Linked DNA regions of Homo sapiens: all the other regions are linked to region 3. Evidence: read pairs that join two places in POLR2A ChIA-PET (ENCODE). Cell type or tissue: CD4-positive, alpha-beta T cell. All regions are shown on one strand. Links, peaks and the distances in the headings refer to the core of each region. The heading gives the core; the rest is flanking DNA. Region 1 holds the start of CCNI2 (cyclin I family member 2). Region 2 overlaps CARINH (colitis associated IRF1 antisense regulator of intestinal homeostasis). Region 3 has its middle 6.2 kb from the start of IRF1.

Region 1 (9,410 bases), core at 1,411-9,410, 250 kb after region 3:
TTGAATTGCTATAAGAATTTCAAGAACACTTTGTTGATATCTGCAAAAAGACAGCTGGAAGTTTAACAGGGATTATGCAAAATATGTAGATTAATTTGGAAAGTATTGCCATTTTAACAATTTAAGTCTTCCTACCCATGAACACAGAATGTCTTTCCATTTATTTAGGTTTTCTTTAATTTCTTTTAGTGATGTTTTGTAGTTTTCAATGTATAAGTTTTACATTTTTTGATTATATTAATATTTTTCCCAAATACTTTATTTTTTGTTTGTTTGTTTGTTTGTTTTCTGAGATGGAGTCTCAATCTGTGGCCCAGGTTGGAGTGCAATGGCATAATCTTGGCTTACTGCAACCTCCACCTCCCTCCCGAGTTCAAGCGATTCTCCTGCCTCATCCTCCCGAGTAGCTGGGATTACAGGCACGTGCCACCACACCCGGCTAATTTTTTTAACAAATATTTTATTCTTTTTATGCTGTTGTAAATGAAACTGTTTTTTAAAATTCATTTTCAGATTATTCATTAAAGTGTATAGAAATAAAGTTGACTTTTATAGTACATTGATCTTGTACTCTGCAACTTTCCTGAACTTTCTTTTTAGTGGATTCCTTAAGATTTTCTATATACAAAGTCATATCATCTGCAAATAAAGATGATATGATTTCTTTCCAACCTGGATGCTTTTTCTTTTTCTTGACTAATTGCCCTAGCTGGACTCTCCTGTACATTGTTGAACAGAAGCTGTGAACACAGACATTCTTGTCTTATTGATGATTTCAGGTGGAAAGTATTTGGTCATTTACCATTAAGTCTGATGTTATCTGCAGGTTTTTCATAAATGCCCTTTATGCTGGAACATTTTCTAGTTTGTGGAGTGTTTTTTATTATGAAAAAGTGTCAGATTTTGTCAGATGCTTTTTCTGATATAATGTGTTTATGTCCTTTATCAGATACATATTGATTTTTAGATGTTAAAACCAACCTTGTTTTCTTTTCTGGCTCTCTCTCTGTCTCTCTGTCTCTCTCTCTGTCTCTCTCTCTTTCTTGGTTAGAGCATCAGGGTGATACTTGCCTCACAGAATAAGCTGAGGATAGGGAGCGATAGGGAGCAAGTTCTTCTTAGAAGGGCACTAATTCCATCCCAAGGGTCCCACCCTCATGATGTCTGAGAGCCCTAATTTCCTCCCAAAGGCCTCATCTCTAAATACCATCACATTGCAGGTTAGGGTTTCAAAATATGAATTTGCAACAGGGTGTGGTAGTTCACTACTGTAATCCCAGCACTTTGGGAGGCTAAGACGGGAGGAACACTTGAGGTTAGGAGTTCAAGGCCAGCCTGGCCAACATGGCTAAACCCTGTCTCTACTAAAAATACAAAAATTAGCCGGGCATGGTGGCATGTGCCTGTAGTCCCAACTACTCGAGAGGCTGAGGCAGGAGAATCTCTTGAACCCAAGAGGTGGAGCTTTCAGTGAGCCGAGATGGCATCACTGCACTCCAGCCTGGACGACAGAACAAGACTCCGTCTCAAAAACAAAAAACAAACAAAAAAAAAATATGAATTTGGGAGGGACACAAACATTCCGTCCATAACACAGCCCTAGCAGACTTAATACAATTATTTAGCCCATTCACATTTAATGTTATTATTGATAATATTAGATTTAAGTCTCCCATTTTGCTTTTTGTTTTCCCTTCCTTCCTCCCTCCCTCTTTCCCTTCCACCCTTCCTTCCTTCCTTCCTTCCCTCCCTCCATCCCTCCTTTCTTCCTTCCTTCCTTCCCTCCCTCCCTCCCTCCATCCCTCCTTTCTTCCTTCCTTCCCTCCCTCCCTCCATCCCTCCTTTCTTCCTTCCTTTTTTGAGATGGGGCCTCACTCTGTTACCCAGGCTGGAGTGCAATGATACAAACAAGGCTCACTGCAGCCTCAACTTCCTGGGCTCAAGCCTCAAGCCATCCTCCTGCCTCAGCCTCCTAAGTAGCTCGGACCACAGGTGTGTGCCACCACACCCTGCTTTTTCTTTTTTTTGGTAGAGACGCGGTCTCTCTATGCTGCCCAGGCTGGTCTCAAACAGCTGGGCTCAAGCAGTCCTCCCTCCTCAGCCTCCCAAAGTGGTGGGATTGCAGGAGTGAGCCACCATGCCCAGCCTGCTTTTTGTTTTTTAATACGTCATATTGTCTTTCTGTTCCTCTGTTCCTCCTTCAATGGTTTTTCATTATGTGAATCTTTTATAGTTTAACATTTGAATTTCTTTAATTATTGGTTTACTATTTTTTAAAGTTATTTTCTTGGCAGGCCCAGTGGCTCATGCCTGTAATCCCAGCACTCTGGGAGACAGAGGCAGGTGAATCGCTTGACGTCAGGAGTTCGAGACCAGCCTTGCCAACATGGAAAAACCCCATTTCTACAAATAACAGAAAAATTAGCCAGACACAGTGGCGTACACCTGTAATCCCAGCTACTCAGGAGGCTGCGGCAGGAGAGTCGCTTGAACCCAGGAGGCGGAGGTTGCAGTGAGCCAAGATCGCACCATTGCACTCCAGCCTGGGCAACAGAGCAAGACTTCGTCTCAAAAAAAAAAAAAAAAAAAAAAAAGGCCGGGCACAGTGGATCATGCCTGTAATCCCAACACTTTGGGAGGCCAAAGTGGGCGGATCACAAGGTCAGGAGTCTGAGACGAGCTTGGCCAATATGGTGAAACCCCGTCTCTACTAAAAATACAAAATTAGCTGGGCATGGTGGTGGGCTCCTGTAGTCCCAGCTACTTGGGAGGCTGAGGCAGGAGAATCGCTTGAACCCGGGAGGCAGAGGTTGCAGTGAGCTGAGATCACGTCACTGCACTCCAGCCTGGGTGACAGAGTGAAACTGCGTCTCAAAAAAAAAAAAAAAAAAAAAAAAAAGCTCTAGGGCTTCCAATATAGATCTTATCAGAATCTATAATACTTCAGAGTTATAATAATTGAATTCCAGTGACATATATAAATGTAACTCCCGTATAGCTCTATTCCCTCCTCCTCTTTTTGTGCTATTATTGTTATATGGATTACATTTACATGTTATAAACCAAACAATACTTTGTTATAACTTTATGTTATAAAATTTTATGTATTTTAAATCTTCCAAAGTAGCCGAGAGAAGAAAACAGAGCCAAGTTTATATTTATAATTTGTAATATTAATCTTCTTATTATTTCTCGTTCTCTTCCTTGTTTCCTGTGGATTCAAGCTACCATCTGGTGTTATTAGCATTTTATATGATTCCATTTTCTCTCCTTTCTTAGTGCATATGAATTATACTTTTTAAAAACTTTTTTTGCTGGTTGCCCTAGAGTTGGCAATATACATTTATAACTAATTCAAGTCCACTTTCAAGTAACATTATACTGCTTTCCAGGTAATGCAGGTAACTTAAAACAAAGTATTCTTAATTCTTCCCTCTCATGGCTAGTATCATTATTGTCATTCATTCAACTTATCCATAACCTACAATCATCAAATACATTATTATTATTTTGAATAAATGATTATTAGATCAATTAGGAATAAGAAAAACAAAAGTTTTATTTTACTTTCACTTATTCCTTAAAGTTCTTTCTTTATGTCGAAATTTATGACCTATATCATTTTCCTTCTCTCTGAAAAATTTCTTTTAACATTTCTTGCAAAGCAGGTCTACTGGTGAGAAATACCTTCAATTTTGTTTGTAAAAGTATTTCTCTTTCACTTCTGAAGGATAATTTCACTGAATACAGAATTCTAGGATGGTGGGGGTTTTCTCTCAAAATTTTAAATATTTCACCCCACTCTCTTCTTGCTTGCATGATTTCCGAAGACAAGTCCAATGTGATTCTTATCCTTATCCCACCTTATCTTATTTCCACCTCATCCTACCCAGCTCCTGCTCCCAGCTTTGCTTGCTCTTTCTTTCTTTCTTTCTTTCTTTTTTCTTTTCTTTTCTTTTTTTTGAGATGGAGTCTCCCTCTGTCACCCAGGCTGGAGTGCAGTGGCATGATCTCAGTTTACTGCAACCTCCACCTCTTGGATTCAAGCGATTCTTGTGCCTCAGCCTCCTGAGTAGCGGGGACTACAGACATGTGCCACCACACCTGGCTAATTTTGTATTTTTAGTAGAGACAGGGTTTCACCATATTGGCCAGGCTGGTCTTGAACTCCTGACCTCAAGTGATCCGCCCACCTCAGCCTCCCAAAGTGCTGAGATTACAGGCCAGCTTCTTTTGAGATTTTTTTTTTTTAATCTTGATTTCCTGCAGGCTTTTTTCAACTTTTATTTTAGATTCTGGTATATTGTGCAATGCTGATATTTGGGGTATGAATGATCCTGTCACCCAGGTACTGAGCACAGTACCCCATAGTTATCCAACCCTTGTCCCCTCCTTCCCTCCCCGCTCTGGTAGCCTCCAGTGTCTACTGTTGCCATCTTTACGTCCATGTGTACTCAATGCTCGCTTAAAAGTGAGAGCATGTAGTATATAATTTTCTGTTCCTGTGTTCATTTGCTTGGAATAATAGCTTCCAACTTCATCCATGTTTGCTACAAAGGACATGATTTCATTCTTTTTAATGACTACATAGTATTCCATATTGTATATGTACCACATTTTCTTTATCCAGTCGATCACTGAAGGGCACCTAGGTTGACTCCATGTCTTTGCTACTGTGACTAGTACTGTGATGAACATGCAAATGTATGTGTCTTTATGGTAGAACAATTTATTTTCCTTTTGCGTATATACCCAGTAAAGGGACTGCTGGGTTGAATAGTACTGTTTTAAGTTGTTTGAGAAATCTCTAAACTGCTTTCAACAGTGACTGAACTAATTTACATTACCACCAGCAGTGTATAAGCATTCCCTTTTCCCTGCAGCCTCACCAGCGTCTGTTGGTTTTTGACTTTTTAATAGTAGCCATTCTGATTGGTGTGAGATGCATTACTCTGATGATTAGTGATGTGGAGCATTTTTTCATGTTTGTTGACCACTTGTATATCTCCCTTTGAGAAGTCTATTCATGTCTTTTTGCCTGTTTTTTGATGGGGTTGTTTTTTGCTTGTTTAATTAAATTCCTTACAGATTCTGGATATTAAGACCTTTGTCGAATGCTTACTTTGCTAATACTTTTCTCCCACTCTATAGGTTGTCTGCTGACTCTGTTGATAGTTTCTTTTGATTTTCTACGGTTTAAATAGGAATGTCTAGGTGTAGTTCTTGGCATTTATCTTGCTTAATGTTCTCAGAGCTTCCTAGAATTGTGGTTTGGTGTTTGGCATTAATTTGGAAATATTCATTCTCAGTCGTTATTGTTTCAAATATTTCTTCTGTTCCTCTCTTTCTTGTCCTTCTGGTATTCCCATATATTTTTAATATACATTTAATGTAATGAATTTTTTAAACAAAATATAACTTAGGAGCCAGGTGTGGTGGTGTGCACCTGTAAGTCTCAGCTACTTGAGAAGCTGAGGTTGAGGGTAGCTTGAGTCCAGGAGTTTGAGGTTGTAGTGTGCTGCGATCACACCTGAGAATAGCCACTGCACTCCAGCTTGGGCAACATAGCAAGATCCACCCCTAAAATTTATGTATGTATGTGTATACATATATATGATTTGTATGATTTTCCTTATTATACGTTTATAGCTATATATGTATGTATAGATACATAAACATATATGTATATGAATGAATCACCTTGTGAGGGAGGTATTATCACTTTTTTTTTCGGAGAAGAGGTAGCCAAGGCTCTGAGAGGTCACGACACATGCATGAGATCACACAGCGCGTCTGGAATTCCATTTCAAGCCTGTCTGAGGAGGGCGCTCTCGCTGCTTCTTTACCTGGTCTTGTGTCCCCAAGTGTGTAATGTGAGGTAAGACCCAGGGTCTGTGTCCGGGAGTCCTGGCCCAAGGCGGGCGCAGTCTCCAGCCGCCCCACCCCTGGCTGGGGGCTCTGCTCAGGGAGCACGGCCGGCAGGGGGGAGGAGGCGTGCGCTAGGCAGCAGCGGGGATGGAGGGAAGGGAGGGGGTCCGCCACCCGCCTGTGCGCGCCCAGTCCTGCCGCATCCTGGGTGCGCGCCGCCCACCCGCGGGGCGAGTGCCCAGGAGGCGAGGCGCGGCCCGGTGCGCCAGAGGTAGCTCCACCGCGAGCGTTGTGGGTGGGGCCCGCCGAGCCCGCCTCCCCACCTCCCCCGGCGGCGCCCCAGGCTGCAGTGTTCCGGGAGCTGGGTTATAAAATGCCGGGTTAAGCGGCAACTCAGACTCAGGATCCCGCTCACGACATGGCCTCGGGCGCTCAGCTCCCGCCGCAGCCGTCGAGCTCAGAGGTCAGCGCCGTCCAGAGCCCAGGCGGGCGTCCCGGCGCCGGTCTGGAGGAAACAGCCCTGGGCGTTCCTCTCCCGCCGTCTCCGGGGGAGGCCCCTCTGCCCCGAAGCAACCGGAGCAGGTGCCCTGGGACCCGCCAGCCCGGAGCGGCCTCCCTCCACGCGGCGTCCGCAGCAGTCCCCGTGCGGCCCCGGCGCGGTACGGCGCCAGCCGGGAAAACCGCAGACGCGGTCCCCGCCGCCGCCCCAGAGCAAGCTCCGCGGCCGGCTCCACAGTCCCGCAAGCCGCGCAACCTGGAAGGCGACCTGGACGAGCGCCGGCTGCTCTGCCACTTGCAGCTGGCCCAGGACCGCGAGGCGCGCCTGTGGCGGGGCGGCAAACCCCAGGTACCCGTCGCTGCCGCGTGGCCCTCCTCGCGCGTGCACGGCAGGCGGATGTGGCCTCCACCTGCACCCGCGCTCGGGTGTTCTGAAACTGGAGGCCGGGCCCTTCCCCAGGTGTGGCCCCTCACGAGAGGCACGAGGCTGGATCCACCAGCTTCTCTCTAGGAGGGCGTCTTGCTAGCAGGGCCTTCGGAAGAGGGCCTGTTTGAATCAAGGAACTCAGCCTACGACGAAAAGTGGGCGCGAGGGGTGGGGGTGATGGGTGAGCCGCTGCGCCGGGGGGCGCTTACTCCCAGCGGGCATGCAGAGGAAGGGACTTCTCACTGCCCCACCCCCCGCACCTTAAGCAGGAGGCTCCTGCTGCTGGGGGACCAGGAGTGGCCGCTAGCGACCTTCCTCGCCCCACCTGCTCTTCTTCCTAGCAGGATGAAATCTGCGACGCCTTCGAGGAAGTCGTGCTGTGGCTCCTGCGGCTTCAGAACACCTTTTACTTCTCCCAGTCCACTTTTAACCTGGCCCTCACCATCTTTGGCCGCCTCCTGATTTCAGTGAAGGTAGGGAGGCCTCTGAGGGACGGTGGCAGATGGTGAGAGAAGAAACTAACCTTTGCTCCCCATTCCTGCTTGAGAGGTGAGGGTTTCCAGATGCTCAAAACCAAGGTGTATAAACTAACTTGCTCCGAGTGGAAGAGCTGGTGTTGGAACCTCTCCACATCCTACACTGGCTGTCTCAGGGTCATGTAGTCATCAGGATTGGACTTGGGGAGCGTGAGAGGACCTAGCTGGGAAAGGGCTTCCTGTGTAATGAGGTAGGATGTGCTTGTCTCGACCTGTCGAGGGCAGCTTGAGGCTAGGATGAGACTGGGTTCCCTGAGAAGGTGCCATATTTCCCACCTCCAGTCAGTCCCGAAATGAAGGAATACTGCCCAGTCATCTGCAGTTCTGAAATCAGGAGCATCTTCGTTGGTCAGATCTAAAAACGGCACTAACATTCTGTCTTGTGGAGAAATTGAGCCTTTTAAAAATGGGAAAAAAAAGCTTATTAAAACAAACGGCTGGGCGCAATGGCTCACGCCTGTAATCCCAGCAATTTGGGAGGCCAAGGGGTGTGGATCACTTGAGGTCAGGAGTTGGAGACCATCCTGGCCAGCATGGTGAAACCCTGTCTCTACTAAAAATACAAAAATTAGCCAGGTGTGGTGGCCCGCCCCTATAGTCCTAGCTACTCAGGAGGCTGTGACAGGAGAATCGCTCAAAATCAGGAGGTGGAGGTTGCAGTGAGCCAAGATCATGCCACTGCACTCCAGCCTGGGCAACAGAGTGAGACTCCATGTCAAAAAAGTGTATAAAAGAAAACAAACACAGATGCTTTTCAGTTTGTTTCTGGCATTCATATTCTGCTCAAATGTGTTTGTTCCATACTGCAGGTAAAAGAGAAATACCTGCATTGCGCCACAATTACTTCCTTGAGGCTCGCTGCAAAAGTTAATGAAGAAGAGGAGGTATGCATCCTTGGAAGTCCACACTGGGCTGCACTTGAGGTATAGGGGTGTAACATTGGAGGACTCCAGTTTCCTGATAGGTCTGTGCCCTTAGGTATGGTGGATGTTTTGAAAAAGTCACCAACTTGCCGGCATCTCTGCTATCCCTTCCATCGGCTTGTCAGGCTTTGAGACCCCACAAATGAACAAGTAGAGCAGCTGAACTGTCCTGGCCCACCAAACCTAGAGACCTGAACTCTTGACAGATACATCTGGCCTCACTGGTTGATGACAGATGCTACCTCTCTCTAAACAGGGGCATCTGCTGTTGAGCAAGGAAAAAGGCCTCCCAAACCATGTGACTTAACATCCACCCCAAGCAATTATGTCTAAGAAAGCTGCTTGAGACTTGAGGACTTGGCTGTGTCAATGAAGCTGGTCCTTGGGAACTCTGGGACCCCTGAGAGGGACAGGAGGGCCATGTGCTGGGGGTAAAGTACAAGGGGCCCATGAGCATTTCAGGCATGGCTGGATGGCTGAATTTCACTGTGGCATCTGTTCAGGAGGAGATCATCTCCTAATACCCTTTCCAAGCTTTCCTACCTCCCTCCAACTTCTCCCAGTTTGGGGATGGTGAAATCACTGCCATTGCCACGGGGGTCACCCTTAGCTGATCTCTGGGTCTGAGGAGGCAGGGAAGAAGTTGTGTGTCCAGTTCCAAACCTTCAATAAAAATGTTTTAAACTCCTGTTTATTAGAATAGAATTAATGCCCAAGTTGCTTTTGTCCAACTAAAAATCAAGTGACCCTTTTTCTGGAGGTTATAGTAATACTTCTGTTTATCTAAAAACATAGGATCAAGCCTTTAATGTACTTGGTACTCAAATGTTTACTCATAGACAAGCCTCATTAGTCCCTCTGTGGGAAAAGCCATAGTTTTTCCAGAACTGAACCACCTTCAATCAAGGTTGAAGGAAATGTGTTTGCAGTTGCGATGCTAAAAAACCCATAGGAGGTTTTATCAATGTGTCTGGTACAGACTAGGAAGCTCAAAAGCATAGTTTTTTTCTCTATGCCCAGTACCCACGGTAGGGATCAGGAATAGGGAGAGGCAGAACCCATGGCTCCTGGAAAGCTTGGGGTGAGTTCTTGCAGCTGAACAGGGGAGATGGCACAGCCCCAGCCTCCAAAGCACCTTTGGGTATGAGCTAGCATGCA
Region 2 (10,452 bases), core at 958-8,957, 60 kb before region 3:
TTTCTAGACCTTTTTTTTCAGTGAGAGAAAGAAAGAAAATCCCATCTTGCTTAAGCCACTATTGTTTTCTGTTTTATGTAACTGAACAAAATTCTAACCAATACAAAATAATGTTTATAATACACAATACCATAATCAATGCTGTTTTTCTTTTTCTTTCTTTTTTTAAGAGACAGGGCCTTGCTTTGTCAACCAGACTGGAGCGCAGTGGCACAATCATAGCTCACTGCAGCCTCGAACTCCTGGGCTCAAGCAATCCTTTTACCTCAGCCTCCAGAGTAGCTAGAACTACAAGTGTGCACCACCATACCTGGCTAACTTATTTTTTATAGAGATGGGATCTTGCTGTGTTACCCAAGCTGGCCTTGAACTCCTGGGCTCAAGCAATCCTCCCACCTTGGCCCCCTGAGTAGATGGGATTACAGGCACATACCACCATGCCCAGCTCCAGTGCTGTTTTTCTTTGGAGAGTGTATTTTTATTACTGATTACAAACTCATCTGTGTTTTTTGGGTTTTGTTGTTGTTGTTGTTTTGTTTTTTGCTTTTTTTTTTTATATGAAGTCTCACTCTGTCTCCTTGGCTGGAGTGCAGTGGTGCAATCTCAGCTCATTGCAAACTCTGCCTCCTCAATTCCAGCGATTCTCCTTCCTTAACCTCCTGAGTAGCTGGCATTACAGGCGCAAGCCTCCATGCCCAGCTAAATTTTTGTATTTTAGTAGAGACACGGTTTCACCATGTTGCCCAAGCTGGTCTCAAACTCCTGACCTCAAGTGATCCACCCATGCTGGCCTCTCAAAGTGCTGGGATTACAGGCATGAGCCACACCCAACCATATGTTTTTTATATATGAAGGACATGTCCTTTCTGTCAGTGTTGCTGTAAATATAATTCCTTGTTTTTGCTTGTCTTTTGATTTTGTTTATGAGTTCTGTTTTTAAAGTCTTGGTGTTTGTTTTTAATATGGCTAAAATTTCTTTAAAATGCTGTTTGCTCTTTTATCCAAAATTCTTCCCCCCTTAGATAAGTATTCACCAATATTTTTCTGGTTTTTCAATGACTTCACTGTTTACAATTAGCGTTTTAGTCCATTGGTGAGTACTGTTGGTAAGTTTTTAATCTTTTGTAGGTCATAAGTGTTTAGGCCTAAATACTCTCCTGAGTTCTAAAGCAGGAGCCAGCGTCACCTCTTGTTTATACACCCTGTCCTGGCCTGAGCCTCCTGAAGGCTGGCACATTCAGCACAGACCCCTCTCACTCCTACTTCCCACCCACCGCCCTTCTGTGGGTCACCTGCCCACTACTCAAGATAGCACTCTTGGCTTCTTCTGGAACTTCTGTCTTCACCACCCTGTGTTCGGCTCTATTCCAACTCATCTCTAATTTCTCTTTACCGAGACCAGGCCGCTGACAGCCCTCTCAACGATTCTAGGAGATTTTTGTTATTTCTTCTCTGGAAATACAATATAAAGAATTTTTATATGGTTTTCCAAGTAGATATGAAGCTTTTTAAATTAAAATTTTGTGTTCTGATAAGAGAAATGAACCATCTTCATCATTTTAAGAAGTAGAAAATATATTATAGAAAAGCACCAAAGAAAATAAAAACAACATAGAAAGTAAAAAGTGAAAGCCCTACCACCTTCAAGAGGTGACCTCTGTCAACAGTTGATATATCTCTTTCCAGACTTATTTATACAAACAAATGTGGATCTTTATAAATATACGTATGCACAGCTTTGTTCATGAAAATGGGAGCATGCTATATACTTTGTACAGCAACTGGCTTTTTTTTTTTTTTTTTTTTTGAGACAGAGTCTCACTCTGTTGCCCAGGCTGGAGTGCAGTGACACAATCTTGGCTCACTGCAACCTCCACCTCCCAGGTTCAAGCGATTCTCCAGCCTCAGCCTCCCAAGTAGCTGGGATTACAGGCACCCGCCACTACGCCCAACTAATTTTTGTATTTTTAGTAGAGACAAGGTTGCACCATGTTGGCCAGGCTGGTCTCAAACTCCTGACCTCAGGTGATCCACCCGCCTCAGTCTCCCAAAGTGCTGGGATTACAGGCGTGAGCCACCACTCCCGGCTAGCAACCGGCTTTTTACAAATAGCAGTCTATTGTGTATATTTCTCTATGACAGTACATAGAGACCTGCTGTCTTCTTTTTAAAGGCTGCTTGGTATGTATTCCACCACGTAGATGTACTGCTAGTTCATCTCCTCCCCTACAGATGACCACAAAGTTTTTCAATGTCCTGATAATATTTATAGGCCACTACATCCTCATTTTTATACTTTTATGCATTTGTGCTAGTGTTTCTATAAAATAGATTTCTACAATTGAGACTGTTGAGTTAAAGGGTATATACATAGTAAGTTGTATATACTTCCAGTTGCCCCTTGTTGAAACCTTGTACCAATCAGTGCAGTGTCCTTTTAAATGGTCTTTTCATTGCCTGTTGCTTCCCTGTCTCCCCACCCCCCGGCTCTTCACCCTAGTGCTAGAATTGCTTTTATGAAACTCAGATCTGACCATGGCTTGCCCTGTTTAAAATACCTCAGTGGCTCCTCACTGTCAGCAAAACCCAAACATTCATCTAAGCTCCTTCTCAGTTGGAGTCCTCTGGGAAGCAGACACCAAAACAGAATGAAAAGTGCAGAAGATTTATTGGGGGTAAGAAGAGCTAATGCCTATGAAAGATAAAGGAGAAAGGAGCAGAAGTACGGAGAGAAAAGACAGCTTTCAGACTGCAGTCCAGATCTAACTCTGGGACGCAAGAGAGGGAAGGATAATTCTGTTGAAAGAGCATCAGACTGTGATGCGGCTGTAAGAGTGTCTCAACGAGCCCAGTGGGGAGTTCCAGCCAAAGATTGCCCAGGAGAAGAGTCGCACTTTGGGCAGAAATGGACAGGCCCGAGCAACCCTGCCATGTTCTGTCATTGGCTGGGGGCCACCCAGGAGGCAACATGGTCTGACTTGAATGGTGTGGATCCGAGGCTGCAGCCTGTCAGCTGTCTGCACTCCATGCAACAGGTCCTTTGAATGGCATGTGTTCGTGGCTGCCATAAACTGCAGCCTGCCTTTTAGCCTTACCTCCTTTGCTCTTGCTCTCTGACCCCGTGTTCTGGCAACACTGGCCTGACTACACGCCGTATCACATACAACCAACTGCCCATACCAACCCCAACCCTGACCTTTGCTCACTCAGTTCTTTCTGCCTGGAATGCCACTCCTTCCCAGTTATACCCAGCAAAATCCTAATGTGCTTTCAAGGCCCAACTTAAAAATCATCTTCTCTGGTTGACCTCACCATGTAGAATTAATTGTTCCTTGCTCCTATGGTGCTATGTGTATATTAGTACTTCCCAGATTGGAGTATTCTTAGCTGTTTTTTTCTCAGATTTTTGCCTCCTCTAAACCTAGCAAAACGTCAGCACACAGTAAATGTTGACTGAGCTGTTTCCCTGCTCCTCGCAAAGCACCTTGAGGTTGCAGAATTCCAACTCCCGGAATGGTTGGAAGCACACAGTACATGGTCAATAAGTGTTTGTTGACTTGTCTGGGACCTAGTATTGGTGGGGTGAGGTGGGCAGAAGGCTGCTGAGGGTGGGTATTTACTGTTGTTGGGGCTCACCAGTCTGGGGCCACATTGGAGTTTTAAGACTAGAGCATGTCTTCCCCTGTTTTTATTTTTCTCCATGATTTGGAAAGACCCCAGAGGTGGGTTTTTTTTTTTTTAAGTAATCACTTTATTGTCTCTGGTCAACAAATGAGAACTTTTATGGGTCTTCCCTTTTTCAACCACATTTTCATGAGTTGGGATTTTGCATTTCTTCATTACCCATTCTCCTTATGGGTAAAAGAAGAGCCATTATGATACCTAGGATGAGAGCTCCAGGTCAGATGGGTAATCATTTTCAGACTGGAGGCTCATGGGATACAGGGAATTGGGAAGGTAGAAATGATATTTTTCCTCTTCCTCTTTCCCACATCCACCAATTAAAGAACTTCCCTGGGAGTGGACCTGTGGGAAGTGGCTAAGGGTTTCCGGGGTGGGTACAGCAGGGAGTGACATCAGGGCGTGGTGGGGATGAGGTGGGTGGAGAGGACAAAGAGGGACTCTCCACCTTCCTTTGGATCTATGAGGATGTTCCTTGGCCACTGTCCCTCAGCAGAAGGAGGCTAGAGCTGAGGTGGCCACACCCTCCACTCATTTTCAATCCCTTCAAACTGTCAGGCCCTCAGAGGAAACCCTAGGGTTTCCCCACCAAGATGTAAGGGCTGTGTGCCTCTGCCTTCTCTCTTAGGGTGGTCAGCACAGGTGGAAGCAGGGAGGTACTGGGCTGAGGCTTCGGTTGTCAGTGCTAGCTTGACAGCAGTTAAGAATTTTTTTTGTTTTGTTTTTTAAAATTTATTTTTCTGTAATTTTTAATGTAGTTAAAATTTATACATAATTCACACCACTTCAATTTATACATATTGAAACATCACTATGTATCCCATAAACGTATAATTATTATGTATTATCATTGTCTGGGACCTCATATTGTGTGTTATAATGATTATACATATTTACAAGGTACATAATGATGTTTCAATACATATTATGTATAGTGATCACATCAGGGTAATTAGCATATCCACCATCTCAAATGTTTGTCATCTCTTTGTGTTGGGAACAGTCACTATCCTCCTCCTAGCTATTAGCAGTGGTTAGGGATTTTGGAAGTTGTGTAGTGTGAAGAAGCCTGTGGGCCAGAGGTTCTTATCACAGACTCTTTCTTCTTCAGGAGCTATGAACCATCCTTCCCCAAAGTGTTATCAAACTGTGCCTTTGGTGGAGGCATAGCTCTCGTCGGATTCTTTTTTGCCAGAAAGATCTGTGAACGAAACTGCTACTATGTTAACTCAGAGAACAGCCTCCCTAATAAAGAAGAGGATGTGTTCCTACAAGAGCCAGGTTTTAGTTGGATTGTTAGTGTGAGTGATGAAGACCTCAGAATGGCTCTAGAAAGAAGCCCAGATCTCAGCTTTGCACTGTGATTGTCCCCCAGCAACTTTGCATTCCCCCTGTATGGGAATAGGGACCTGTGGATTCTGTTGCCATAGATCCAGAGATTGGACCTAGGAAAGTGAGACCAGGTGGTCTGACACCTACCTCCAGAGCGGACAACCCAGAGACAGAGCAGGCCCCTGCAGGTGTAGGGGCTGGCGGCGAGAAGACAGCTATGTTTACCCTTGTAGACTAGGAATATCAGTATGAATAGACTAGTCCTAGGCTTTGAAATGAATTTTAGTGTTCATTATTATTTGGTCATTCTAAAAACCCCTATTTTGAACCTCCACTTCAGAGAAATAGTTCTGATGTTCTCAGAAAATGTCAGGAGTGTATGGTGCACAGCAGTGGACAACAAAGGAAGAGAAAACCAGAAAAGGAGAAAAGTGAATAAAAAGAAACTTCTCAAATTAGAGCAAAATACTGAATTCAGTTATGCAAGCATACAACTGTAACGTGACAACCTCTCTGATTTTGACAGTCCCCCTCCACTTGTATTTTTAAAGTCCTGGCCACAGTTATAAATAGGGAACCATATCTGTTGAGACTTCCCAAGGGTTACATAAACAGTTTGGATGGTTACATCTTTTTAAACAACAGTTTCTACAAACACTGAAAAAATCCCACTTATTTAACAGTCTGATGCCTTGAGCCAGTCCTGGGAGTCCCTGGGAGGCCTTGCAGAATCACTTCCTTCTGACTGTGAGTGGGGGCAGGGGCCTGGCTTCTTGAGAGAGAGCAGGGGAGGAAGAACCCAGTGTGTATGGGGGCGGGCAGGGAGGAGTGGGGTGGGGCAGAGGGAGGGAGGAGGAGGCCCCAGACTGCTACTCATACAGGCAGCTGTATCTTGTCTCCAGGAGAGAGCAGGGACCCAGGATGGAGCAGACATAGGTCTTCTGGGGACTCAGCCCTTTCAGGAGGGAGTGTGTGCTCTAGGCACACCCTTCCCATTTGACAATCTGATATGAGGTGGAAACAGGGTCCTTGGGCCCCTAAGTCATGTTGGGAATGTTTCCTTCTCTCAAGCCGGAAGAGCTGAGGTTTATCTGAGAAATGCCTATGTCTCTTTTGACACATCGTAGTCACTAACCCCTTGTTCCTGCTCCAGGAGCCTCTAAAAAGCCATCTAGACCAGAAAAATTGGTCTTTTTTAGTGATGGGAGTGGCTTTAATGTCATTCTCCCCTATTTAGTTATGAGCTGTACCTCAGTTTTGTCATTAGAAATATAATTTTAGGTCAGGTGCAGTGGCTCATGCCTATAATCCCAACACTTTGGGAGGCTGAGGTGGGCAGATTACTTGAGGTCAGGAGTTAAAGACCAGCCTGGGCAACATGGTGAAACCCTGTCTCCACTAAAAATACAAAAATTAGCTGGGCATGGTGGTGGGCACCTCTAATTCCAGCTACTCAGGAGGCTGAGGCACAAGAATTGCATGAACCTGGGAGGCAGAGGTTGCAGTGAGCTGAGATCGTGCCATTGCACTCCAGCCTGGGGGCGACAAGAGCAATACTCCATCTCAAAAAATAATAATTATAATAATAATTTTAGTTAAGCGTTCTCCCTTCCCAGATGTCTTTTTAGAAGTGCAGTTAGCTAAAGATACATAGCTCATTACTATAAATTAATTTTATCAAACTGATCCATGCACTTCCATTTAAAGAGGACTCGGTCCAGTGGGTCTTAACCTTTTTTTGAGGTCACACACCCCTTCCAGAATCTAATGGCACACATAGACCCTTTCCCCAGGAAAATTCACAAACATCCAGAATTTCATATGCCACTAGGGGATTTAAAAGACCCCTTTGACTCCACCCTGGGCTTCTGAGTTCTTATGAGAGGGTGGCACATGGAAAAAGTGGTGGTGAGGGGCAAGGAACAGGGACAAAAAAGGAACCTGGGTCCTTAAGAGATCACTTAGTTGTTTTACCCAAGACTTGGCATACAAAAATATCAGAAATGAGTGTCTGCTGCCAAGTGGGGTCACTGCACGTCCTAGAAAAAAAGTATGCCTTCATCTGCAGTGACACACAGCCATGGTGTTGGGACTGGCACACTGCATCTCTAAGCCGCCAAGAGCTTGACCCTGGATGGGAAGAAAACTGCCCCAGAGATGCTGGAGCTGGCTTTATGAACTGGCTTTATGCTGGGGAGGTGGATGGCAGATCGCATCCATCTGGTAGGTTGAGGTCCTCTTGGCAAGCCTACTACCATCACCTCCCAGCAGAAGAGGACTGCAAACTATCCTTAAAGGGGACTCGGTCCAGTGAGTCTTACCTTTTTTTGAGGTCATACACCCCTTCCGGAATCTGATGGCACACATAGACCCTTTCCCCAGGAAAATTCACAAACATCCAGAGTTTCATATGCCACTAGGGGATTTAAAAGACCCTGCAAAGGACACTGCAAACTCATAACCTTGAGTCCAAGATCTCTTTTTTTTTTTTTTTTTTAGGGAAGTCAATTGTATGATGTAGCTTGTGACTCCCAGGGTATTGTTCTACTCAAACTGGGGAAAACATGGGGAAAGTTTCTGGATCTAGACTTCATACACAAGCATCACAGGGGATTTTGAAAGTGATGCAGCATCGTGAAATGAGCATAGGGATCGTTTGGAGTCGAGCGCTTGTTATTTGAAGCTCCTCCTGTCTATGTGGTGACTCAAGGAGGGGAGAATTTCCCCTTTGTGAGCCAGCTGGACAAGTGTCAGCACTGCTGTCTTTGCAGGCTCTGGCACAGAGGCGCAGGGCCTGGACTAAAGGGAGTCTCCAGGGTTTGGGGGTCAGACCCAGCTTAACACACATGAAAAGGAGTGATCTTTCTCTTAAGCCATTGAGCCAGGGTCCCCCTACAGCCCACAGAGCCCTTTCCACCACCTGGTGCAGCATCTGAACCAAACAGAGGGCATGTTTGTTGCACTGCCTGGGGGTTCAGCTCCCATCCATACCACAACACAGGACAAGGCCCGGGCTTTGCACAGCACAGTCAAGTGAGCACACTCTCACGATCTGATGCAGTCCTTCTCCCACACCCACCATCCAATTTTTTCCTTCACTTCTTTGTCTTTTTTAATATTAGTAATTTTTGTTATTTCTGTTAACTGGACTTCTTGGAACTAAGATTACTTAAGCAGGATACACTAGCCATAGATGAAAAGATGGGTAAATTGAACATTTATGAACTTTTGTTCATCAAAAATACCATTAAAGAGTGGAAAGGCGTCTGGGTGCGGTGGCTCACACCTGTAATCCCGGCACTTTGGGAGGCTGAGATGGGCGGATCACAAGTCAGGAGTTCGAGACCAGCCTGGCCAATATGGTGAAATCCCGTCTCTACTGAAAATACAAAGATTAGCCGGGCATGGTGGTGGGCACCTGTAGTCTCAGCTACCCGGGACGCTGAGGCAGGAGAATCACTTGAACTCGGGAGGTGGAGGTTGTAGTGAGCCGAGATCATGCCATGCACTCCAGCCTGGGTGAGAGAGCGAGACTCTGTCTCAGAAAAAAAAAAACAAAAAACCTAGTGGAAAGGCGAGCCAGAGACTGGAAGAGGAGAGGATATTCTCTGTAACATATCCGACAGACGACTGGGGCTTATATCCAGAAGGTCCAAAGAATTCCTGTAAGTAAATAAGAAAAAAGCAAATAGGCAAAAGTCTTAAACAGGAACATCTTAAAAGTGGATATATAAATAGCCAATAAGCAAATTAAAACGTAAAAGATACAACTCTATACCCACAGGAAGGACTAAAATTGAAGACTGATAATACCAAATGTTGGCAAACACTTTTATATGCTGGTAGGAGTGTACATTGGTACAATCACTTTGGAAAACTATTTGATAGTATCTACTAAAGCTAAGACTATACCCATTCCATAAACCATCAGTTCCACCTCTAGGTACATACTCAAGAGGAATGAGTGCGAATGTCCAGAATGTCCACCAGCGGACATAAACCAAAATGTTTTTGTCTTATGTCTAATAGTATCTTTCTCCATAAGAGCCCCAAACTAGAAACAACACAAATGGCCATCAACAGTAGAATGGTTAAATTGTGTCATATCTACACAATGGGATACAACACAGCAATCTTAAAAAAGAACAAACTGTGTCTATACATAACAGCATACATGGATCGCACAGATAATGTGTAGTGGGAAGAAGCCAGACACCCGAAAGGTACATTGTATGATTCTATTTATATGAAGTTTAAAAACAAATAAAATTGGCCGGGTGCGGTGGCTTATACCTGTAATCCCAGCACTCTGGGAGGTCAAGACAGGAGGAATGCTTGAGACCAGGAGTTTGAGACCAGCCTGGGCAACATAGCAAGACTCTGTCTCTTTAAAAAAAAAAAAATAGCTGGGCATGGTGGCACATGCCTGTAGTCCTAGCTACACAAGAGGCTGAGGTGGGAGGATTGCTTGAGTCTAGGCGTTTGAGGCTGCACTGGGCTATGATCGCACCACTGCACTCCATCCTGGACGACAGAGCAAGACCCTGTCTCAAACAAAAGGCAAAAACAGATAAAATTAATCTCTGGTGATGGAAGTTAGAACAGAGGTTACTTTTTGGGTGGGTCCCAACAGGGAGGGGCATGAGGGGCCCCCTGTGGTTGGAAGCATTCTGTCTCAGTGCTACTCAAAGTATTGCAATTGCCAGCCACCTTGCCATTCACCCCACTGGCTCCTGGATGATAAGTATAAGGGTGCACCTTTGTCTGAACCCCAGTGCCTAGCACAGCCCCCGCCATGTAGAGCAGATCCTCAGTGGACATTTATTCAAAGAATGAGCAAATTGCACCAGGCGCAGTGGCTCACTCCTGTAATCCCAGTACTTTGGGAGGTTAAGGTGGGCGGATCACTTGAGTCTAGACCGAGACCAGCCTGGCCAACATGGGGAAACCCTGTCTCTACTAAAAATACAAAAATTAGCCGGGCGCAGTAGCACAGGCCTGTAATCCCAGCTACTTGGGAGGCTGAGGTGGGAGGATGACATGAGCCCAGGAGTCAGAGGTTGCAGTGAGCCAACATCATGCCACTGCACTCCAGCCTGGACAACAGAGCCAGACCTTGTTTCAAAAATAAAAAATAAAAAAGAATGAGTGAAGTAAGACATGGCCTTTACAGAGTAACATTTGTGTGTTAGAGGGGAATCAGTGTGGGAAGGCAGTTAACAACTGCTCAAAGTTTACTATAAAACAAAGCAGAAAATACATGCTGCAAAGAGAAGCAGAAATGAAGGTCTTTCACTAGAATGGGGGATGGGGTGACAAAGAAGCTGTCGGTTCAAGGAAGAGGCCTTCACAAGTACTTGGGGGACTACGGGGGCTTCCCAAAAGAGATGGTATTGAGCTGAACTTTGAAAGGTGGTTGAGATTATAATAGGCAGAAAA
Region 3 (10,452 bases), core at 1,447-9,446:
CTCCAGAGCCTCCCTGTGGCCCGCGTATGGGAGTTCCGCAATGGAAGCATTGCTGTCATCTCTGAGTCCCCAGGGCTTGGCCCAGAGAGGTTCTGGGCAGCATGGAGGAATTAGCTCAGGGCTGATCAACGCCATGGGGCTAGCCAAAGGGTTGGGGAGCCCAGGTCCCATGCTCCTTGGTAAGGCCCCTACTTAACTCTCGCGCACAACTAGTCCCCGCCCCACGTATAGTCCTAGAGACTTGACTGGGTGTTCATTTTCCATCCAAAACTCTGGCCCAGGAGGCTTCTTCCTTCATCTCCCTAAAGCTCCTGCAGAAGTAAGTTACTCTCCCAGGCGTGTCATTTCCTTCACCCCAGCTCTCCCTCCAGGGCAGCACCCCATTTTGCAGGCTATAAATAGACACACCCATGCAACATTCGACTTGCCAGTCACTCTACCTCCCTCCCGTAGAGGAAATGCATGGGTTAATCCCATTCTGGCGCATTGCAATCTGAGTGCTGTGACCAATGCCAAACCTGGTTCCCAGGATACCAGCAGGAATGGGCAAAACTGTCTACCAGATAGAGGTGGGTCAGGAGCTAGGAGAGGAAAGGAGGTAGGAGAAACTGAGGAAGGAACCTAACTGAGTGTTAAGCAAAGTGGAGGGCAATGACACTCTGGAATGGAAAGGTGGGTTTTGGGGTACTTTAAGTGACAAATGGAAGTGGGGACTTGCTACAGGGACCAAGACCTTCTGAGCAAGAATAAGAGAAAACAAGTGACCCCTGAGTCGTGGGATCCTTTCTTGGTACAGCAAATAGATGCTTGTCCTTCCCCTGAGAACCTGACACATCCACTGGAAAATTCAGGATGAGATTAGGGAAAGGAAGTTTGCATCTTTGTGGTCTGATAAGTTGACCACAGTGACCCTGTGAAGGCAACAGGACACTATAAAAAATGCTTTAAAACAAAAACTTAATTTTAATTCACAGATACAGGTATAAATATACCCGTATATGCATATGTATATTTAGCCATAATGAGCATCTTTCCATGTCATGAAATGTACTTATGCAATGTCATTTGTAATAGGTATACATTATTCTTTCACAAGGATAAATAAAAATTTACCCAATTAATCCCCTATTGTAGGACAGTTAGGTTATTTCCATTTTTTCGTAATACAAACAACACTATTAGCTAAATCTTTGTGCATATCAATAATTTTTTGCTTAGGAGAAATTCCCCAGTTAGGATTTACCAATGAAACTGTCATTTACATTTACATCTTTGACCTTTTTTTTTTTTTTAACCTTAGGGATTCTTACTTTATTTTGAAGCCTGTAAGAATATGCTTATTATGACTAGGGGTGCTATACTCCAAATCAGTGAAATAAAGCTAAGCCATGTTTAAGTACCCAACATTTTTATTGTAATGGCTTTTGATGAATCACATTCTAAGATGTAGAACATTCTGTGATCCCCAGCAGAACACATAGGCTCCTGTAGGCTCTTATTAATTCGGAGCCAGCCCTTTTCTTTCCCACCTGGTCTTCTGGGTCTTCCTTCCCTGTATCGGGTTGTGATTTCATAGTCCAGGACCAGACTATTGTTGCCCCAACCTCCCCTTGGGCCTCCTTGCCTTGCCCAGGTAGATGGGGAAGATGGTGCCTCTGCACTGGAATGATCTCCCTAACTCGGATGATCTCCCTAACACTCGGGGCCACCCAGGAGCCTTCTGAGCTCCCCTACATTCAGCCCCACATTCAAATCTCTGCTCAGTCTTGTCCTGGGGTCCCATTCCAACCTTCTGTCCCTGACAGCTTCCCTACCCTTGGCAGTAGGGAAGATGAAACTAAAGGGGGATGAAAAGAGAACACAGGATTTGAGTCTGAAAGCCTGGGTTCTTATTGTGCTTTTTCCACTTGCTATGTGATCTTAGCAAGTTACTGTCCCTCTCTGGGGCTCAGTTTTCTCATCTGTAAAATAGAGATAATCTCTCTCCATCTCTCCTAATTGTAAAATTAGACTATCAAAATTATTTCCAAACTGTAAGACATAAGTCAAATGAAATGTATGAACAGGAACGCATGAACCTTTCACTGTATTTCCATTATCTGAACACACTGTGTTTGTCCCCTCATCCCTGTCTCCTCAGGATACTTGGCAACACTCACCCTCTCTCCATCTCTCTCTCCCTTGCCCACCCCACCACTTCAATCTCTGTGTCTTTTTTTAAGGCCCAGAGCATATGCCTGATCTCTTCAAAATGCCCGCAAAGCAACCAACCAGAAGTCCTTTCTTTTCCCTCCTTGGACCCTTTGGTCCTTAACTTTCCTATGTTTCCTTTTCACCACTGGTCACTTTCTACATGGTGGGAACAAACTCTGGGGAACAAACTCTACATTTTTTCTGTGAGAAAAAGAACTCTCCATGTTTTCTGTGAGAAATCTAAGCAGGTTCCTCATGCCCAGCAGCTGAAGCGAGCTAGGGGTTAGCTGAGGGTAGCCAGCACCCTGCACTGTGCAAGGTCTTCCTTACAGATGCCTCTCATCCATAGCCTCACTCAATGAGGGTGAATTCATTGTGTGGCCTCTCTGTATTGGGACCTGGATTTTTCTGTGCTGGCAAGAGGAGGCTAACTGGCTGGCAGGGGCTCCTTTGAAGTGACTTCTGCAATCAGGATGCTGAAGGCAAGATCATCTCACACACACATTCACACACCCTGTGGGAGCCTCTACCCTGACAGACAATTCTTGTCCCCAGTCCCCTCCCTCAGGCTCTCAAAACACTGTTCACCCCCTAAGTGGGCTGCAGTTAGTCCTGAAGCCCAGAAGCATGGCTCCCAACATGTCACCATGCACACACACATCAATGCACAGGGCCACACGGACCACACTAAGGTGATGCCGCCATCCTTGCACTCCCCCGAAGAGTGGCTACCATGGTAGGCACTCAGTAAATCCTAGTTAAGTTGATGTGTGACCCCTCTTCCTCTGGAGTTTAGTGTTCCTTCTATCTCAGATTATGAATTCTCTCAGATACAGACATTTCTTGGCAACCTGTGGTTAAATCCTCTGCTGATAGAGATGAGTGTGTGCTCAGAAATGAGAGTTTGTGAGAGCTGAGGTGCAGGTGCCAGTGAGGTTTAAACTAGGTGTTTTTTTGTTTTGTTTTTTTGAGACGGAGTCTCGCTCTGTCACCCAGGCTGGAGTGCAGTGACGTGATCTTGGCTCACTGCAACCTCTACCTCCAGGGGTTCAGCAATTCTCCTGCCTCAGCCTCCCAAGTAGCTGGGATTACAGGCACCCGCCACCATGCCCAGCTAATTTTTGTATTTTTGGTGGAGATGGAGTTTCACCACATTGGCCAGGCTGTTCTCCAACTCCTGACCTCAGGTGATCCACCGCCTCGGCCTCCCAAAGTGCTGAGATTATAGGCATGAGCCACGGCGCCCGACCTGAACTAGGTTTTCGACTGGGAGACCTGCTACCTGTGGAGCCTGCTACCCAGAGAGGGGGCCACGGTCCCCAAAGCAGACAAACTCCCCAGCATGCCTTCCAGGTTCCAGGTCCAGAAGTAGTAGGGCTCTCTGAAATGCTCAAAGCCTTCATCTCGATTTTCACAGAAACCTGGGAGGCAGGCAGTCCTAAACTGTGAATTGCAGAACACAAGCCAGAAATAAAAGCATCCAAAAGCTTGAAGGCAGAATCCAAGGGTCATCACCCTGCCTGCAAGGAGCCTAACTGGAGAGAAAGAAAGTCCCTTAATTCATTCAACACATATGAATCACGCAGGCCTGCTTTTTGGTGAACCCCAGGTTTGGTTCTGGAGATACACTGGGGCACCAGACCAGCCCCTCCCCTCTCAAAGGTTTGGCAAAATATGCTGTATGACACAGCAGAATAAACGTTGCACTGTTATAAAATTCCTAAATGCAGAATGTGGGGCTGAAGCTGGCTGGAAAATCACTAGGGGGTCATGATAGAATACTGAGCCAAGGAATTGCTCCAGTGCTCAGGGCTGTTCCGGAACCCCCTGAGAGCGGGGCGGGGTGACAGTGTGGGCTGCCGCTGATGGCCGCTGCGGAGCTTCATTTCTTATAAACACCGCCGTTGGGAGGAAAGAGAACTCAGCCCCCTGTCAGTCCCATGGGGCCCCGAGGCCGGGGGAGGCTCCTGGGCCAGGCCCAGCGGCCGCGACCTGGAGCGGGGCTTGATGGGATCAGCACTCTCCTCCCCCGCGCCAATGGGTGCTGCAGAACGGCCCACGCCCACTGCCGTTCGCCCGGGGCGCCCCTGGCAGGCTTCTCGGTCTTTGTGGGGGCTGCAGCACCTCCACTTCACCGTGATGTGGAGTCCTTCGCCCCCAGGTGACCCACGCTCCACAGCCCCGGCCAGAACTTGGTGGGGGACGCGGGGGGGGGGTGTTTGACGGGGAGGGGGCACAGTCCTTTCGGGCCAACTTCCACATTCCTGCTCCGCCCAGGCGGGGGGTGAGTCGGGGTGAGCAGCCGGCTCCAAGCTGGCCGGCTTCCTGGAAAGGGAGGGCCAGCAGGAGAACTGCAGATCCTCCCAGCCCTGGTGGCTGCCCGCCTCCTCCCTACCTATTCCTCCCCACCCCACTTCCACCCCTACCCCCAGCAAGCTGGCAGCCCCGCCCCTGCCAGGCGGCTCACCTGCCCGCGACCAAGGCACTTCCTCCTCCTTCCCCGCCCAGCCTCTTGCTATAGGCCATGGGTTTGCAGCCGGGTCAGCAGCTACAGGCTGTGTGACCTCAGGCAAGTTACTAAACTTCTCTGTGCCCATTATCTCACCCTGCGAGATGGAGCTAGCAACAATCGGGGTGCAGAGCTTTCCGCGAACACCTCTGCACTTCCCTGCTCCCCCCCCACCTTCCCCTTCCGCTCGGTTTCGCAGGGACATAGGGGATGCACAGAAAAGGCGCCCGCTTGTAAATTGCCGCAGGGGAAGGCCGCGTTGCGTCCCTTGCCGGGGCACTGCCATCCGTTGCAGCCTGAGACTTGGGATAGACCTGCGGCTCTCCCGTTGGAGGCGCGGGTGGTGCTGAGCGGCTGGACGGATGCTGCCCGCCGGGGTTCGGCGCGCAGGCACTCAGATGGCTCCCACCTCCGCCTGGGCCTTGCAGCTGGCGGTGGGGCGGGGCGCAGGGGCCGGGTAGGGGAGGGCTTGGGTCCGGCCATCCAGTGGGGGTCAGCCCCATCGCCGGGTTCCGCGGGGCCGCGCCGAAGGGGCGGAGCCTGGGTTTCGGTTTCTTGCAAACGCGGCGGCAACAGGGAAATCGAGGAGTTTCCGGGAACCGAACCACGCTGGGAGCGCTGAGGTCTGCGCAGCGGCGGGGGCCGGGGGACGGGCGGGCGTCCAGTGTTACCGGCCAGTGGCCAGCTGGAAGTTCCAGCGGGAGCCGGGGAAAACCGGCCCCGGAAAAGCCCCACCTGAATGCACCTGCCCAGGCCTCTCCGGATGGTGTTCATGCTGAGGGTGGGGGTGTGAAGGATGGACCTGCCTGCAGGGTGGCCTTTAGGGAATGAGGGAGGAGTTCTACAAGCTAAGGGGTTTGAGGGTGTGCACGCGGGGAAAGAGGGGACTGTGCGCAGGCAGGTGGGATCTGAGGAATTGGGATATCCCCTCAAATGACTGAGGTCCCCAGCTGTCCCCTCACTGTCACATCCCATCTTATTGTCCTTATACGATGAGGTCTCCTTACTGAGATCATATCCGTAGTGTCCTCTTTTGCTTATTTGTTGGAGGATTTCCCCGAACATGACTTGGAGCCCTTGAGAGTGAGCCCTGACTGTCTGGTCTAGTCTCCTGGATCTAGAACCCACCAACCTCCACGGGGGGCTTGTGACTGTTTACTAAGTGAGAAAAGGAGTAGGGTGAGTTCGAGGCATCTGTGAGGTCCATATGCCTTCTGACCTGCTCCCCCACAGGACCCCTAGCCCACTCAGGTCCTGCCATGTCCCCAGTTGAAGGAAGCCCCACTCTGCAGAAGATGCCTTGGCTTTTGTGGGAGGGGCTTCCCTTGTAGTTCCCTGAGAACTGCCTTCCAGCTGGGATGGCTGGGCAGAAGGCGGACTGTAGTCATCACAGAGGAATGCTGGCCGTGGGGTCAGCCACTTCCTTCCCTCCCCAGGGCTTGGAGCTCAGGCCAGGGATTATGGTGGGTTGGCCCTGGATCTGAGACAAGAAGGCTGGGAGTTTGGGTGGCAGAGGGAGAGTCCAGTACCCTCCCTGATCTCTGCAGCCCACAGCAGTACCTGGGGTCAAGGTGGACAGTGTCACTGGCAAGCCCATGTTTCCTAAATGCATGCCTTTGAGACCACAAGTCTATGGTAAGGATCTCTTTCCTTATGGCCCTGAGACCATGGCTCTTGGAAAGACATAAATCAGACTAAATGGAGCTCCCTCAGCCCAGAAGAGCTGGGGCTGGGGCAGGTATCAGTGGTGGCTATTCTGGAAGCAGCCAGCTAGCCAGTGGAAGGAGAGGCAGCAAGACCTCCCTAGCATCCCTGTATGGGCCAACACTGACTTTCACCAGCCCAGGCTTAGGATCAGGGTGGCTGGCCTGGGAGAGGGCCAGGGAAAGTCCAAATACTGCAAGAGTGGAGCTTGTGCCATGAGCGCCTGGCAACCCTGGTGACTCAACCTGGGAATCCCAACTCCAGGGGCAGCCCTGGAAATGAGGCTCAGGACAGTGAAGGAGTGCCACGGAGGGGCCCACCAACCGTGGCAGCTTTTAGTGAGGCCACAGATCAAATAGGTTGTTGTCCCTTCTTTCTCCTGTGGCCCAGGGTTAGAAACAGTGATGCTGGTCCTCTGCCCGGTCCAAATAGTATTTTTGATCCAGGGAATCCAACTCTAATCCTAGCCCATAAATTTGACCTGGCAGAGGACCTGGTCCTCAGAATGTCTGTGTTGGGCTCCATTTGATGTTACATCTTAGAAATGGTAGATGTAGCTCAAGCTAATAAATACCCACAGGAATGTGTCTTTGTGGTCTGGACTCAGCAAATGCTGAGTTATTGGTATATTTATGGAAGGAAAGCAGGGCAGAGACAGGAGAACAGGTGTCCCTGTGGGTGCTCGGCCCTGTTCACTGTTGTAGCCTCAGGAGCCAGCCTCAGCTGAGCAGAGAGCAGGTGCCCCATGAACCAGTGTGACATGGTTGGATGGATGGATGGATGGATGGATGGATGGATGGACGAACAGACAGATGGATAGATAGGAATATGGATGGTGGATTCAGATGGCCTCAGCAGCATGCACATTTTCCCCACGATGGTCTTTGCAATAAGACAATTTCCACAGAAACTGGTGGGTGCCCCAGAAGGAGGGGAGGAAGAATGTGGCTTCTCCAAGCAGCGCTGTGGTTGTTTCTGCCAGGTTCTATCTCTCCAAGGGGACCTCTGCTCCCTTTCCCATAGCCCTGTTGACATGTGTGGCCCCTCAAAGTCCTGCAGAGACTGGGAGCCTAGTGGCAAGGGCCACCCAGACACAGAACAGGGGAAAGGAGCTGTTAACATTAGCTGGCTGTTCCATTCCTCTCCTGGAAAGTAGGTCCACAAAGAAATTTAGGTAGGACCTCAGCCAGGTGTGAAAGATTCCAGTTTTTTTCTCTGCATGAGTAAGTCCTTGGGAAAGCATCTGTTGACCAATTGACTGATTGACTGGCAAGAGGAGCAAAGGGTCAGCAGAGACCCACCTGCCTGGATGGTGTGGGAGAAAGCATGACCGCCCTCCACCTTGACAGGTGACAAACCACAGTGAATGTGTCACCACATCAGATAGCCAGCATGAATTGCTGCACTGGGAGTGTTTAAAGGTCTGGGTGCATAATTGGGAGCAAAATGGACAAGGGTATGCTGGGAGCTCTAAGCCAGGAGGCCTCTGGTGGCTAGTCACCTCCAGGAAGCAAAAGCCGTTATTTCTTCCTTGAGAATCCCCGTGAATATTGGAGAGGGCTTCTCACAGCCCCATGGGCTGGGGCATGAGTGTGTTATGCTTTGCTTTTAGTGGAGGAGGTGACTCCAGAAGGCTAAAGATTTAGGGACAGCTGATGGTCCTGGAATGCTTCTCAGCCTTGGGCCTACGCTGGGCCCTGTGAGGGGACTTAGAAGTAAGCACCGTGGTCTCCACTACTAACCTGCATGTGAGCTCTCCAAGGACAGAGGATGCTCAGAACCACCCCCACACCCCCACTCTGGCACCCAGCACATTGCTCTCAGGCAGTAGGCACTTAGTAAGTGTGCTCTGATTGCAGTGCCAGACGTATGTCATACCTCGAGTAAGAGGCAAAGAGGCAGAGATGCTGGGAGTATGGAGACGGAGCAGGTTATCTCAGTCATTGTTCACAGATGGCTACTCTGAGGAGGGGACAGTTCAGCAAAGCCTCAAAGGATGAGTCAAAGGTTAATAGGCTAATAGTAGGGGAGGGCATTCCAGAACGTGAAAACAGCCCAAGGAAAGGCTTGGCAGCTCAGAAGTGCAGAACGGATCTCGCTTTTGGTGTGGCCTGGAGTAGCTGCCCCAGAAGCTGAGGCTGGACCAACCAGTAGGGGCCACACTCTGAAGAGCCTGGATGCTGTGCTCAAGAGTGGACTCTATCCTGGTAGACAGAGGCCGCTCAGGGCTGGACTGATGTTGCCTTCCTTTCTGGAGCCAAGGCCCAGACCAGGGTCTATCATCAGGTGTCTGTTGAATTAAATGCTAGGGCAGGTCTTGTGAGGGCCACTGGTGGCCTGACCTATGCTTTAGAAAACTTTCTGTGGCTGCTACAGAGGATTACGCCTGTGGCACACCAGGGCAAGACTAGGGTGAGATAGTTTCCTAAAGGCACAACATTTAAGGAGGTACTCGCTCTCAGGGGCCAACCCTATACTTGGGTGAGTCTGACGGTGAGTAGCTCCTTAAAGGTTTCACCCTAAGCACCTGCCCTGCCTGCTTGCTCCACCCTATCTGGTCCCTTCTGCACACTGGAGGCTGGGAGGTAGACTAGAGGCAGCTCAAGTGATCCAGGCATATTAGGGCTGTGGCCACAGGGGATAGAGATAGGCCTAGTTGAGAGCAGAATCAGATGACAGGATTTGCCAGGACATGAGACTGGCTGGAGCAGGACCCATCCCCCCTCCCTGGGTGCCCCATTCTGGGAGAAGTGTAGGAGACCCCCCACTCTGCCTAGGAGTCTATATGTCCACAGCCAGGGCCAAAACAAGATCTTAGGCCTTGGCTTCTGTCCTAGGTTATGAGTCTAGGGAACCAAGGACACTAAGCTAAAGAGAGTAGGGCAGCAGGTGAAAAAGCCACAGGCTGCCCCAGGAAGGCCCAGGCCACTGGAGACCACAGCTAGAACCTACAACCATGTCCCGAGACTGCTCGGCCTTGCCCTTTGGATGCTTGGGCACAGCAGGAAGGAAGTGATAAGGGTGCCTCCACTGCTGGATGGGGCGTGTCTGTCAGTCCATCTTCCCCCCGCTGTCTGCCCAGCAAGACCAGGGGCCACCCCCAGGTGCTCCCCAGGGGATTAGCAGCTTGGTTCCCCAGCCCACACCCCTAGAAGCTCTGACCCTATGGCAACAGCACCCCCTGCTGGCTAATATGGAAAACCAACCCCTTTCCCTCCTCTAGCAGGCGGAAGTTTAGGGGTCTTGGAGAAAGAGAAGGGTGCAGGCACAATGCTGCGGGAAAGGGTGGGGGCAGGAATTCAGGATGGACTTTGGCTATGGCAGATAAGCAGGTGCCACCTGGTAAACAGAGCACCTATTTCCTGATCAGTAGCCTTTGAACAGATGCCAGAGAGGCCAGGACACAAGCAAAGGCAGAAATGGGGGTTTCTAAGGTAACTGCTGAGCGAGGCTGGCTCTCGTGGGAGTCCCTGCCTTCTCCTACAGCATCATGGCCCAGGAAGGCCTGCATCCTCTGTTGAGCACTGTTCTCCTCAGGTGGGCTCAGGAACTCCCTCAGATTCCCCCTGAGCAAGCCACCTGGCCCCACAGAGGATTTGGCCTAGGACTGAAGGCTGAGAGCTAGGCCTGAGACAGGGTAGTGCCCCAGGCACCCCAAAAAGAGGATTTGTCCCTAAAATTCCTCCCGCAACTATCCAAGGCTAGGAATAGAGGCAGGGACACATCAGCAGAACAAAATCTCAGAGCGTCCCTGAGCAGCTGCCTGGCTCTTCAGATGCAAACCTGGTTAGACACACACTTCTCCTGAGCTCTAGGCCCATGGCTCAGGCACAAGGACCACCTCGGAGTGCTGGATGAGGTGCCCAGTGGACAGAGGAGTGAGAGGACCCAGTGTATGCCACTTTGACCCTTCAGCTGTGAGCCAGGAAGTCCAGGCAGACACAGCCACAAGCAGGGCCATGCCCTGGGCAGCCACTTCCCAGAAAAGTTTCTGCCGCAAAACAGAGAGAGTGGCCTTCCCTGCCCTGCATGACCCTGGCACCTGG

Evidence for each region. Peaks named below come from ENCODE experiments on the same cell type or tissue, not always from the same donor. Only the 100,000 strongest peaks of a DNase experiment are listed, where the experiment ranks them.
Region 1: POLR2A ChIA-PET joins it to region 3 with 13 read pairs; 7 of 35 experiments call an interaction of 5 or more read pairs at or near these places.
Region 2: POLR2A ChIA-PET joins it to region 3 with 12 read pairs; 31 of 35 experiments call an interaction of 5 or more read pairs at or near these places.

Annotation. Positions count from the first base shown.
Region 1 is chr5:132,741,210-132,750,619 of GRCh38, forward strand. CCNI2 (cyclin I family member 2) reads left to right here and starts at 6,217. Exons shown (of 6, transcript NM_001039780.4): 1 at 6,217-6,715; 2 at 7,138-7,266; 3 at 8,139-8,213. The coding sequence starts at 6,287. RefSeq lists an enhancer at 5,700-5,779 and silencers at 5,870-6,289, 6,300-6,369, 6,390-6,579. In CD4-positive, alpha-beta T cell, for the core only: CTCF peaks have their summits at 5,849 and 6,054; DNase peaks (open chromatin) are centred at 5,832, 6,162 and 6,732; H3K4me3 peaks cover 1,589 bases; H3K27ac peaks cover 234 bases.
Region 2 is chr5:132,431,993-132,442,444 of GRCh38, forward strand. All of the region lies in intron 2 of CARINH (colitis associated IRF1 antisense regulator of intestinal homeostasis), which reads left to right. Among named protein-coding and RNA genes, the nearest start is that of LINC02863, 11 kb to the left of the region's middle. In CD4-positive, alpha-beta T cell, for the core only: no CTCF peak of the experiment used is centred there; DNase peaks (open chromatin) are centred at 4,131, 5,809, 7,066 and 7,699; H3K4me3 peaks cover 439 bases; H3K27ac peaks cover 4,587 bases.
Region 3 is chr5:132,491,778-132,502,229 of GRCh38, forward strand. No RefSeq gene overlaps it. Among named protein-coding and RNA genes, the nearest start is that of IRF1, 6.2 kb to the left of the region's middle. RefSeq lists enhancers at 1-456, 1-157, 2,971-3,050, 4,648-5,622, 9,237-9,356 and 1 more and silencers at 4,069-4,318, 4,989-5,248. In CD4-positive, alpha-beta T cell, for the core only: no CTCF peak of the experiment used is centred there; DNase peaks (open chromatin) are centred at 4,144, 4,674, 5,214, 6,614 and 4 weaker places; H3K4me3 peaks cover 2,513 bases; H3K27ac peaks cover 6,311 bases.